Regions from separate parts of the Homo sapiens genome. Here region 2 is linked to region 1. Evidence: chromatin contacts called from ENCODE Hi-C or POLR2A ChIA-PET data. All regions are on one chromosome and are shown on one strand. Each heading gives the region's core, a stretch centred on a gene start or an enhancer-like site at or near the end of the contact. The rest is flanking DNA. Distances are from core to core; before and after follow the strand shown.

What was found. A loop is a pair of places that touch in the nucleus more often than their neighbours do. ChIA-PET counts read pairs that join two places held with the same protein, here RNA polymerase II (POLR2A). Pooled maps may share reads with other maps.
Region 2: a map of naive thymus-derived CD4-positive, alpha-beta T cell shows a loop between it and region 1 (16-fold over the local background). The contact joins the promoter of RANBP9 here to the promoter of LYRM4 in region 1. A Hi-C loop is called at or near these places in 1 of 168 maps with a recorded cell type or tissue (naive thymus-derived CD4-positive, alpha-beta T cell) and 5 of 50 pooled maps. POLR2A ChIA-PET finds 5 or more read pairs at or near these places in 1 of 52 experiments (activated T-cell).

What each region holds. Positions count from the first base shown.
Region 1 is chr6:5,256,900-5,263,583 of GRCh38, reverse strand. It overlaps LYRM4 (LYR motif containing 4), which reads left to right and starts at 2,634. Exons shown (of 3, transcript NM_020408.6): 1 at 2,634-2,936. The coding sequence starts at 2,851. FARS2 (phenylalanyl-tRNA synthetase 2, mitochondrial) reads right to left here and starts at 2,071. Exons shown (of 7, transcript NM_006567.5): 1 at 1,924-2,071. RefSeq lists silencers at 2,554-2,773, 2,834-3,143 and an enhancer at 3,354-3,403.
Region 2 is chr6:13,710,172-13,716,658 of GRCh38, reverse strand. It overlaps RANBP9 (RAN binding protein 9), which reads left to right and starts at 4,824. Exons shown (of 14, transcript NM_005493.3): 1 at 4,824-5,724. The coding sequence starts at 5,154. LOC124901264 (a long non-coding RNA gene) reads left to right here and starts at 3,905. Exons shown (of 2, transcript XR_007059462.1): 1 at 3,905-3,976; 2 at 4,118-4,307. RefSeq lists an enhancer at 768-1,062 and silencers at 4,320-5,089, 5,250-5,369, 5,450-5,499, 5,760-5,879.

The DNA of each region.
Region 1 (6,684 bases), core at 1,385-3,884:
GGTCCATTCTTCAGCTTCTGGCCCAAATCTACTTACAATCTCAAATCGAGTTATTTTTTTTAAGTCATCTCCGCAATGAAGATGTGCAAAAGTGAGATGTAGCTACGGAATGATTATTTTCTTTTAGCCTCTCCAGGCAATGATGTCCAACACATTGGTAAACCATTTTAAATAAAATAATAAGGTATTTTTATGAAGACTTGGCTCAGAATTAACTGGGAAGCCTATCACTTTCCTAACTGCAACCATTGCTCGTACTAACAGAGGACTAAGCTACCCAAACTATTTAAACTATACATATTTATTTGGAAAAGTTTTATTTGATTACAACAAAGTTGAGTAATTTAGATACATTAATTATGTACGTTAATGATTAAATTCCTTGATAATTAGGTAGAAACAATTGTATATAGTAATTATTCCAACTTTACTCTCAAAAGCAAAATATAATAAAATAATGTAATCTTTGCTATTTTTAAAAAAGCCAAAATAATCTTCAAGTTTTTCCTTTTCACTCTGATAGCATTCTCTATCAGTAACTTGCATTAATGTTGTAGCTTTGAGGTGCCGCATATCATTTCATATCACTGGCACACAATAGTGTATCAAGAGAAATCAGCTCTGAATCTTACTCTATAACAATGTGCAATTGCCTTGGTCTTGGATCCTTTAAGAAATAGCAAAGGGAAAACTCAAAAAAGTCCTTTCAATAAAGCAGAGGCTAGATTTGCTCAATGACCTGACCAACCAGGAAGTAATAGAAGTTTTGCTATCCTGTTTAAAAAATAATAATAAACAATAACAGACATGAGATTTTCAAGAAATCAGGGAGGAGACTTAAAGATATCTTAATAAAAGTATTTTCTCTTCAGTGCCTTTTAAAAAATGTCATTGCATCAGGATTAGTAAGAATATCTGGATGCAAGGACACCAGGTTGCAAGTACACTAAAGAATGGTAAGGTCAGAGAAGTGTTTTTTCTGCCTTTAAAGTTCCTGAAAATAGAGGCTGGGCGTGATGACTCACACCTGTAATCCCAGCATTTTGGGAGGCCGAGGCGGGCGGATTGCCTGAGGTCAGGAGTTCGAGACCAGCCTGACCAACATGGTGAAACCCTGTCTCTACTAAAAATACAAAAATTAGCTGGGCGAGGTAGCGCGCGCCTGTAATCCCAGCCACTCAGGAGGCTGAGGCAGGAGAATGGCTTGAACCTGGGAGGCATAGGTTGCAGTGAGCCCGAGATCCCGCCACTGCACTCCAGCCTGGGCGACAGAGCGAGACTCCATCTCAAAAAAAAGAAAAGGAAACAGAAAAGTTCCTGAAAATATAAAGTTGTTTAGACATACAGCAGGTATATCGTTTCAAAACCAAATACACTAAAGCAGATGAGAACACAACCGTGACCAAGTGGTTCGGAGAAAGATGGATTTTAATGCAAAGTTGTTTTGTTTTCACGCATAACGTACTTCTCGCTGTGCTTGAGTGCAGAAAGGTGTGGTTCTTCCTAAGGTTGATTACATAAAGCAAGATTCCAAAAACAAGAAAAGTGCTTTGCAAACACAGTAACTAGGACTGGCTGAAGCTTCCTGCGTCCAGTGCCATGCTCAAAGATCAGAACAAGCAACTTTATCCACCACTTTAATAAGATGATTCAAAAAAGCTGCAGTCTTCTGAAGAAAGCCATGGTTGAAAACTTGCTCCGCTTCTTGGAGAAAGCCTAAAGCCCTAAAGGTCTCTAATTATTCTCCAAAGTCTACAACCCAAGCTGCATTTTATGCATTTATTAGGTTACAAAACCACGGGAACTCTTCACTCAAAAGCAAAAACACATCCGGAAAGAGGAAAAAATCCACGGCCAATGTAAACCCCCTACAACACCAACCGCCCACGTCGTACCCCAGGCTGCAATGAGGCCGGCACTCACCCACCGCTCGCCCGGGAAGCCCAGACCCAGGTGTTTCAAAATCAGAAGTACGGCAGGCTCGTTCGCTCTCACGGGCAAGAATCTTAAACCCCAACTTCAGAGATACCCGCGCACGCTGGGCGCTGCCATTTTGACAGAAAGCGGGCCTGCCCCAGAGGCCCCTACGCAGGTCGCCCTGAGCAGAGCCGGAGTGCCACAGAACCCCTAGCTCATCACCTCCACACCCAGACGTCGCATCCCCCGGCCTGAGGAATGCCAAGAAACCCCACCCTGCCGACCAGGATCAGGCGAAATCAAGTCACCCTTGAAATCCCGCAAACTCTCTCAGGCAGCGCCGAGGGCGACCGCAGCCGGCGTGGGAGGGGCATCGGCGGTCAGGGGCGGGGCGTCGGTGCGGCGGCCTTCGGTAACCCGGGCAACGCGGCCTCCTGGATGTAGGAAGGGGCGCTGCCCCCGAAACACAAATGTCTCCGCCAAGACCCCAGACGGTTCCCAAAGGCTCTCCGTGATGCAACTGCACGTCCCTCGAATGCCTGGGCCTCCGATATCCGTCCGCCAGGAGCTTGGCTGGATGCACGGGCGGCCAGTCCTCTTATTTCCCCGCCCTCCCGCCGCGTGGAGCGGCTGCTGGGTCCCGAGCCTCCGGGCGGGGGCGGGATCGGGGCGGGGCGGAGGCATCTCCCTCCCAGCACCGCCCCCTTAGCTGCCCCGAGCCCTGCCTGCGCCCGCCCCCGAAGCGGCGCGGGACGCCTGGCGCCGTCCGCGATCCGCAGGGCTGCCCGCTTAGGCTTAGGCCCGGCCCGCTGGCAAAGCCGAGCCGCAGCATTTTATTTCGTTCGTGGTTTCCGCACAGGCTGGAGTTTCGTGGGTTGGGTCGTACTTGGGACCTCGGCGAAGAGGACCCGTTTATTTTTTTTTCTTTCCAAAATGGCAGCCTCCAGTCGCGCACAAGTGTTATCTCTGTACCGGGCGATGCTGAGAGAGAGCAAGCGTTTCAGCGCCTACAATTACAGGTGACCCAGCGGGCACCGGGGGCCGGGGGCGGGGGGCCAGGGGCCGGGGACCGGGGGTGCGGGCTGACGCGGAATATCCCCGGGGACTGGGAGCCACCGTGGTTTGCCGGCGGCTGCGAGGCAAGGACCGGGCTCCGCCATCGAAAAGCGTGCTCCTGCCTACAGGTGTGGCCTCTGAGACCTCGGGGAGGAGCCTTTCTTTCTACCAGGGGAGACGTTCATGTCTTGTGACGTTTTCCCCCTAAAGGCTATCTTGGTAGTTATTCTAGGAGCATGATTAGTGTTATGTTTCTGCAGAAGAGAAAAAAGGGATGGAAATCAGTCATTTGTGAAGTTAAGGCCAGTGTGTTGCATATGTAAAACTTCCCTTGAGCACTGGAAGAGTTGAGAGTGGAAGTGGCCAGTGAGTAGTACACTGCGACAAAGCTGAAGGCACACTCTAGCACCTCCCTAAAATTTCCTAGGTGTCGTAATGAGTTCTTTTGGTTGCAAGAATCCATTCTATTTAGGGTATGGTGGAAATGCGTAGCGGAAAAGGAAAAAGGGTCTCACAAGCTTTGGAGCTGAAACCTCAGTTTCTCCTGGCTCACCAGACAGAGATCCCGCTTACTGGACCTTGACAGCAGGATATTGAGGGCCTAAACTCACATCTTTAATATAACACATTCACTTTTTCTCACGCCTCCCCACTCCCCTATTTGCCTATGAGTCTTTTATTGTTACTCTTTGTATGTTTTTTCTAATTCAGAGCCTCTGCTTTCACAGTGTTGCTGGTTCTGACCCATCATTTTCTTATGGATTCTCTCTCTGCATTTTTTTTTAGATTTGTTTTTTGTTTTGTTTTGTTTTTACTAACTACCTGTCTCTCTCTGAGTTTGAGCCATATTCCCATGAGAAAGAATCTGGTTGGATCAACTCATCTCTTTACCTCAAGCCTCACTTAGGTGACTGGCCAGACTGTGGATTGGATGTCATAAGAGCAGAGCCTACCCTTGGAACACACCTGGTTAGGTAGGCCCCCCTCCAGCACGTGTGTGAGCTGGCAGGCCCTGAGATGGGTCTGCCCAGTACAACCTCTGTCAGAGGACAGGAACGCTAAGCCTCTTAAGCAATGACTCTCAAATTTTTAGAAACCCGCCTGGAAAATATACTCATGCTGCAAATTTGAAAACAGCATCTGGGTCATACCACTGAGGTTGTATCCACCCAGTTAAGTGGTTAAATTTCACGGGAGAGAATGATTTTACTTAATGACTTTGACTTTGGAGAATAAAGAGTGTAATAATAAGCATACTGGTGGAATTTTAGCAAGAATTAACCAAACACCTAGCACCAAGTACTTAACCAAGTCTGTTGAGGAAACACATGAAATATGCAAGTTAAATAAATAGAAACCATTTGATTTCACCATAGTCTGGAGTAAAATAGTTTGTCATTAAAGCTTACTCAGGATACACAAGGACTTGGAATCAGCAGGCAGTTCACACACTAAGGAAAGTGGCAGGGAGAGGGTTTATGTGAGAGCATGTAAGAAAGTCAAGGTGGAGCCCTCGAAGACTAACTTGGACAAGTCTCTCAATCTCTGTATTTCAGTTTTCTTGTTTATGAAATAGACTGTTGGACTAGACAATCTCTAAGGACCCTTCCATTTCTGAAATTCTCTTTGGAAATGATTTATGAGCAAATGAGGCCCAAGCGTTTTCAAATGAGTAATTGCCAACTGAACAGGAAAATCATTCACGAAACTCAACAGGAAAATCATTCAAACTTTAGGAAAATCATTCAAGACTCTACCTGAAAGGCAGAAAATTGAAAATGGGTTTCAGTATGGGCAACTGTAAGATCATATGCATTCAGAAAATAATTGATCAAATTATACCTTAAGCATATACTTTTAAGCTAAATTTACTATCCAAATATAAATATATTATCCAAAGGAATCTGATAATCATTTTATACTGTTACCTGAGATCATAGACCTAAAAACCGACATTCCTGCTATTACCTCCCTAGATAAACTTACTTGTTATAAAAATACGTCCTTTTACATTAAGGCTGTGTCTTGTGAATTTCAGGAAAAGTCCCTTCCCTCCTCTCTAATCTCTGCAGCTGTTTGTCACTGATGGCAAATCAATAGCAACACAACATCCACTATCAATTCTGTGTGCCACTGCTATCTTATGTTCTTCATGTCTATTAACACATTTGTTTTGACAATAATCTTGTGAGGTAGGTACTATTTGTATTACCCTGTAAGGCAACTGAGGCACAGGGAGCTTAAGTTACCTATCAAAACTAACACAGGTAGTGCTGAATAAGCAATCAAAAGCAGACTAGTAAACGTTTTTTAATGACCTGCGAATTGTGCCTTAAGTAATTAGAGTAGTGAAATAAATACTTTGGAACTCTCTTGCAAGACCTATAATATAGGCCACGTTTTGATAGCAGGAGCCCTGTCTGCTCCTCCAGTCTCAGCCTAAGTCCCACATGTGCATCCTGTCCTCTGTCATCATCAGTTGCAGTTTCCTAAATGTGCCACGTCCTGTTGGGCCTCCAGGCCTTTACAAGTACTGTTCTATCCAGCAGGCCCTTTATCACTCCTGTCTAGAGTGCCCCCTCTTCCTTCAAGATTGAGCTCAATTGTCACCTTCTCTGAACAAAAGTTTTCCCAACTCTCTTCATCCCACAGCTTCCACTCCCATCCCTCCCACCAGCCAAACAGGTCTCATTGCTGTGTGTCATTCTTTTACCTCAGTGCTTCTACAAAACATCTCTGAAGCATGCTTTGCCCAGTGCTATATCACAGCTATCCCCAACCTTCTTGGCACCAGGAACCAATTTCATGGAAGACAGTTTTTCCATGGACCGGGTCAAGGGAGGGGATGGTTTCGGGATGAAACTCTTCCACCTCAGATCATCAGGCATTAGATTCTCATAAGGAGCATGCAACCTAGATCACTCACATGCACAGTTCACAATAGGTGCACCTATGAGAATCTAATGCCGCCGCTGATCTGACAGGAGATGGAGCTCAGGCCATAATGCGCACTCACCCACCGCTCAACTGCTGTGTGGCCCGGTTCCTAACAGGCCACGGACCAGTACTGATGGGTTGGGGACCCCTGCTATACCAAGCCCTGGAGAGAGAAAGATGAGATTTTTGAACTAAGCTAGGCACCTGTTATCAATGGCTTTACAGGCCTATGTGGGACACAGGTACAGAGATAGTTGTCACAGACTGGGTTAAGTGCTGTGACAGAAGGATGTACAAGGTGTGGAATCTAGAAGGCCTCCCAAGGGGTGATGTTGGATCAAAGGCATGAAGCAGCTTGGTGTGGTCAGGCAGGCAAACAGCACAGCACTGCCAGGGAGGTAAGTATGATGGGGTTGGGGGGGCGGTGACAGGAAGGCACTGAGGTTGGAGAGGGCCACTGATTTGAGGGCCTGGGGGCCGTGCTGAGGACCCTGGACTTTACCCTTAGCTCACAGGCAGCCACTAACCTGACATGACCAGATTTGCATTTTCTGATAGATCACTCTGGCAGCAGTGTAGAAGATGATTTTGAGGGGCCAAGGACATCAAATGGGAGTTGATTACAACAGTGCAGAGTAGAGATTAGGACGCTAGTAAGGACAGGAATAGTGGAAGATAGAGAAGAATGTTGTATTTGATAAATCATTAGAAGGGAAAATTGTTGGAACTGGAATGATTGGATTGAGGACTAAGGAAGAAGAGAATCCAAGCAGA
Region 2 (6,487 bases), core at 3,575-6,074, 8.5 Mb before region 1:
TCAAGCGCGGCCAGTGTGGGTGCCGAGGCCGAGGAGGCACCCAGAGTGAGCGAGGGCTCCCAACATGCTGTCATCTCTCAAAACCGTATCACTTTCCAACTAGACTGTTCACCGAAGAAGTAGATTCCATACTGCTGTTTTTCTTTGTAATCTGTCTTGCCTCTTTTCTTCATTCCCTGCCTAGAGAAGACAGGACCCAGGGTTCCAACATAACAGGTGCTTCATAAATGCTGACTGAGAACTTTCCCAAACTTGGACCCTTTATTGCTATAGTTTACTAACATTGTTCAGCCATTTGTCATCCATTTGAATTTGCCACACTACGTGCAGAAATATGCTTACTCCATTCGTGTGGCATCAGGCTGCCTCGGACACTGGAGTGCAGCACGCATTGTGGGTAATAAAATGAATTTGTTGACTCCTAGGATTTCATTGCTAGTGACTTGGCTTTCATTTTTAGTGTTGAGAATGGTTTATAAGGAACGTTGATGTAATAGTCTGGAACAGGAATCACAAACTGAAGCCTGTAGGGCAAATCCAGGCTGCTCCCTATGTTTGTAAATAAAGTTTTGCGGGATCACAGCCATGCCCGTTTGTTTATGTATCATCTATGGTTACTTTCATTTACAATGGCAAAATTGAGTAGTTGCGACAGGTAACTATGTTCCGCAGAGCCTAAAATATTCACTATCTAACCTGTTACAGAAAAAGTTTGCTGATCCCTGGTCTAGAATCCATATTTGATGTGAATGTGGCAAGTGCAGTTCCCCAGGGTCACTGGAAGTTACAAGGACCCTGTATGAGTCAGTTTCCAAAGACGGCCTTCAATGATCCTCACCTTCTTGTGTTCATAGCCTTGTGTAATCCCCTCCCCTTGAATATGGGATGAAACTGATGACTCACTTCTAACAAACATATGGCAAAAGTGATGGGATGTCACTTCCGTGGTTGGGTTACAAAACACTGTAACTTTTGTCTTGCCACGATTGCCTTGGCTTGCATGCTTTCATGAAGCAAGCTGCCATGTTGAAGGTGCCCATGTGGCAAGGCATCATGGGCCACTTCTGGCCAATAGCCAACAAGAAACTGAATCCCTTAGTCCAGCAGCCCTCAAGGAACTGCATCAATGAGTGTGATAACCACATCAGTGAGTGTGAAAGTGGATTCTTCCCCAGTCAAGTCTTGAGATGACTGCAACCCCAACTGACACCTTTAATGCTCATGAGAGACCCTGAAGCAGAGGATCCAGTGAAGTTGTGCCAGATTCCTGACCCACAGAAAATGTGTGATAATAAACGTTATTTTAAGCCACTAAATTTGAGGATTATTTATTCTGCAGCCATAGATAACTAATCCAGACCCTAAAACCATACTATAGATCTTGGCACACATTGCCATAACATTTTCCAGTACTCAGAAGGATACTGTCATGGGCATTGACTGAAACAGGCTGGTCAGCATCTTACCTCTTTCCTAGTATCTTTCCTAGTATGGAAAATCCTCTACTGTGGGCACCAGTGGCCCTTTTCCACTAGGGCAATGTGTCCTAAACATTTTCATGTTATGCCATGCACAGAAAATAAGATGTGTATGGTACTCTGAATGCACAAGACTGCTCACTGTTGGAAGGGACCAGTTCTGGTGGCTGTAACCACTCAAGGCCCACCCTGAGCTGAAGTTATCAATAACGTAGCATCTCTGTAACCCAGTCACTGGATAACCTGGGAATCTCTGCTTGCTGGTGTATTCTGGCATGGGCACACAATCTAGGCTTGGTGACTTTGAAACTTGAGTGAGTGGTGTAAAGGCTGGAGGTCAGAGAGATAAGAGTCCAGGTGTTGAAGGTGACATCTGGCAGTGATTTCTGTGATCAGTGCTGGGGTCCAGGCCAGTCTATTTATGCAGCCTCTCCTCCTTTGGCCATTGTCAGTTTTCAGGCCTGCTTGTCCAGCCTTCTGGTCAATTCTGAGAACCATCTAATATCTTTCCAGTAAGTTCCTTTTTTGCTTAAGAGAGCCAGAATTGGTTCCTATTGTTCGATACTGAGAAACCCAGCAGATACAGATACTGGGTAATATTAGAGCAATACATGGTAAAGACTGAAAACATAGGTTCAAGAAGGGTGTGGATATGTTCATGGCTAATGGATTTTTACTATTTACATATCTATGTACAATTCTATTATTTTCATAATAAAAGTACATTACTTTTAATAATGCATTATAATTGTCCATTATGGAAACATTTTACAATTTTTCCTTCATGTCTTTTTGGTAATGATTTTGGCAGTGCTATAATTATCGTATTGCCTCTTTTCATTTAGCATATCATAATCATTTTTCTATGTCTTCAATAACATATTTTTAAGAGGCCATAAAATATTTGTTTCAGGCTGTGCCTGTGCAAGAAGCCTGGAGAGAGTGGGTCTGAAGGTGGGCCCAGGATCCACTAAGTCAAGAGGAAGGGGTGCCTTTTTCTAATTGGTTGACCTCTTTTGGCACTTCCACTGCCCAGAAGGGATACCTTAAAAAAAAATGGCACGAATGTGCTATATGTGCTCCTGTAGCATAACTCCACTGAGTGGGGTATGTGATTAGAATTTCACATGTGACTAGAATTTCTTCTAGTCTCTTCCGGTTGGGCATTTGATTTGCTTCTATATTTAATCTACCATTAATACTTCTTGTGGAACATTTTTCAGCCTAAAGTATTTTCATATTTAGATTGTGTTGTTTGGCTTTTTGATAGATAAGTCAAAAGGTATGAACTCCTTTATGTCTCCTTATAAATATAACCAAGTATGTAGCTTTCCAAAAGGACGTTATCAATGTTCTCTATCTCCTTCTATATGAGAAAGTACTCATTTCACAGCATCCTCCCCCACAACTGAAATCATTAATTTCTTGATGGAGAACCACCAGTCCCCCTTATAAAATGCTTCCAACAAAATGTTAGACAATTCTATTCCTTCAGCTGTTCCTAAGATACGGAAAGTTCTAGATAGTTCCTAAGTGTGCTGACAGAAAAAAAGTACATCTTCAAAAGTGTTTCAAGAAAGTTTAATGACGTCTGGAGCCCATTTATTCTAACATGGCTATCGTACATTTAAATAGAGCTTGGCTTACATTGAACTCATTGTTACTGTAATATAAATGAAAGTGTTAGAACACTGTAAATACAGTGACATCATGTGATTCAAAGTGCAGTGGTTTAAAAAAAGTCATCAAACAACAGGTTAAAATTAATGGATATTTCTATCAAACTACAACAGAGGCCAGGCATGGTGGCTCACGCCTGTAATCCCAGCACTTTGGGAGGCTGAGGCGGGTAGATCACTTGAGGTCGGGAGTTCGAGACCAGCCTGGCCAACATGGTGAAACCCCGTCTCCACTACAAGTACAAAAATTAGCTGGGTGTGAGCACATGCCTGTAGTCCCAGCTACTTGGGAGGCTGAGGCAGGAGAATCGCTTGAACCCGGGAGGCGGAAGTTGTAGTGAGCTGAGACCACACAACTGCACTCCAGCCTGGGCGACAAAACAATAATAATAATAATAATAAAAGTACAACAGAACATCTAGTTGTCTGGGTAACTGAGGGAGAAATTAGGCCGAATGACTCTGTTATTTGTTCTGGCCAGATAATCTTGGCCTTAAATTAAATCACCTTTGGCCTACCTTCTTCAAAACGAAATAATTTTCTCTTCGGCAAAACATTTCTTATTTGACCAAATGATTACCATCATATCTTTGGAAGCAAACAAAATATCAGAATTTACATCACACAATTTACATATGCAAAGCCTGATTTTGCCAGCTAGGGAGGGATAAGCTAAACAAAGGGAAGTGGTGAAAACAAAGTAGTAATGTTATGATGGGTCAGAGAGCAACACTTGGCAAGTTGTGCCAAATTAGTCGACGAAGCATTCTATTGGGAATTGCAAAGTAGGAAGTCCTATTTTTGACTCTGCTGATCTCGGTAAATATTTCCTTGTTTTAAAAATGGGCATAATTTTCTGTTACCTAAGAACCCTGTTATGAAAATTAACGAGTCTATAAAATGTTCTGACGTCTCTAGAAGCCCTTCCTAAACACACACTATAATCTTGTATTCATACAGTGCCTGCTCCTGCTTTTTGAAGATATGCCGGTCTTTATTAATGACATCTTCTACCACTGTTAAGTTCACTGTGAGTCCTCGTAAAATTAATTAATGAAACAGTCACTATTCTAAGTGGGAGACTGCCTTCAGAAGTGGTTTCTACTGCCCATATGGTCAATGCTACGGAATTAAACACTGAAGTACCAAAGGCAATGCGTTCCTCTTTGGAGGGAGGCGGCAAACGGGAACGGGACTGAGGCGAGAGCTAGCAGCACTGCGCGGGGAGCCTGAGCCGCTCCGCACGCCCCGGGCCGACGGGTCCTAGAGCGCCCCGGGGCCTGGGCTCGCGGCGGCCCCAGCGGGGCTCGATTACTCTCGCCTGGACGAGAAGCGGCGCCTCGGCTCCGAGGAGCCCTACGGTGGGGAGGTGGGGCGACGACAACAAAAAGAAGTCAAGTGGGAGGGGATTCGCCGGCGAGGGGGGCGACGGCGGCCGCCAAGGGAGAGGAGGCGGACACCTCCGAAGGGACCTGCGGCGCCGGGAGCCCAGCGATCCTGCCCACGAGCGACTGGCGGGCCCGGGAGGACGCCTCGCGGCGCACAGCCGGGAGCCCCGCGGCCCGCCCCCTCGCACCGCTCGCGCCTCTCTCGCGCCTCCGTCCCGCCCCCTCGCCTAGCGCCGCCCGCGCGCAGCGTCTCGCGCCGGCCCGGCCCGCCCGCCGGGAAACAGCCGCGAGAGCAGCGGCCGCGGCGGCCGCCAGCGCGCCTTCCCCTCCCGCGCTCCCGCGTCGCCCCCGCCCTCGGCGCCTCGTCCCCGGGCCGCGCGCCCGCGCTCCGGCCAACGTTCTCTCCCGGCCTCCCGGGCCCGCCGCCTACTCCCGCGTCTCCGAGCTCCTCAACCGCCGCGGTCTCCCTGGGCGCGCGGCCCGCCGCCTGCTTCCGGGGCGGGCGGACTGGGCGCCTGGTGCCGGCGGCCGCAGCGACAGCGCCCCCGGGAAGCAGAGGAGGAAGGAGAGAAGAGGTGGAGGTGGCCGCAGGCTGAGTCGCGGCCGGGATGTCCGGGCAGCCGCCGCCGCCGCCGCCGCAGCAGCAGCAACAGCAGCAGCAGCTGTCGCCGCCACCGCCGGCGGCCTTGGCCCCAGTCTCCGGAGTCGTCCTGCCGGCGCCCCCGGCCGTCAGCGCCGGCTCTTCTCCGGCCGGCTCGCCCGGCGGCGGTGCGGGCGGCGAAGGCTTAGGGGCCGCGGCGGCCGCCCTGCTCCTCCACCCTCCGCCGCCGCCGCCCCCGGCCACCGCGGCCCCGCCGCCCCCGCCGCCGCCCCCGCCTCCCCCTGCCTCAGCGGCTGCCCCCGCCAGCGGGCCGCCCGCTCCCCCGGGCCTTGCAGCGGGCCCCGGCCCGGCTGGAGGAGCCCCGACCCCAGCTCTGGTGGCGGGCAGCAGCGCCGCGGCCCCCTTCCCTCACGGGGACTCGGCCCTGAACGAGCAGGAGAAGGAGTTGCAGCGGCGGCTGAAGCGTCTCTACCCGGCCGTGGACGAACAAGAGACGCCGCTGCCTCGGTCCTGGAGCCCGAAGGACAAGTTCAGCTACATCGGCCTCTCTCAGAACAACCTGCGGGTGCACTACAAAGGTACTGGGCGTGTGTCCTGCGGTGGGAGTGGGGCACTGACCCGACGTGGCCGGCCGCCGCTGCGCCGCTCTCGACCCGCCCCCGACCCCCGCCCTCGCGGGCTCTGCCCTCGGAGGCCACTCGCCGCCTGTTGTGCTGCTCCGGGTGGGCGCGGGGGTCGCGGTGAAGGGTCCGAGGGTGAGGGGCGAGATTCTTGGAAAAGGAAGGTGAGTAGAATGCCCCAGGGTAGAAAGGAGCTGGTAATCCTAGACCAGGAGCAGGACACCTTGAGGGAATCCGGGATGACAGGACAGAACTGGCTTTCTGATTTCCCTGGGAGATAAATCTTGGGGCTTGGGTAGAGGAATCCATGGACTCGGAGTTGGGTTACATTGTTCTCCAGGTGGTGGGTCAGGCGTTCTCCTCTTACAAGGGGGGAAGAGAGGCACGATTCTGAGGTATGATTTCTAATTAAGAGAGAGCAGGGATACACAGGGGGAGGAGTAATCAAAATTAGGCCAGAGATTGTCTAGGGGGACAAAAGGACAAGGGGCCCAAGTTTGCCATCAATATATTTTAGTAAAAGCAACCGGGAGGGTAAGAGAAGGGAACCCCAGGAACACCCTTTTTCTTAGGGGAGCAGAAACCTACCCCTCCCGATTGGAAGTGCCCTATACAGGTCCTTAGGTGTTGATATCACATGAAGTCTTGTTGAAAACGAAGATGGAACAAAATGCAGCTTAGTATTTTGAAGAAAATTGGCTTATGTTTTGCACTTGCAGTT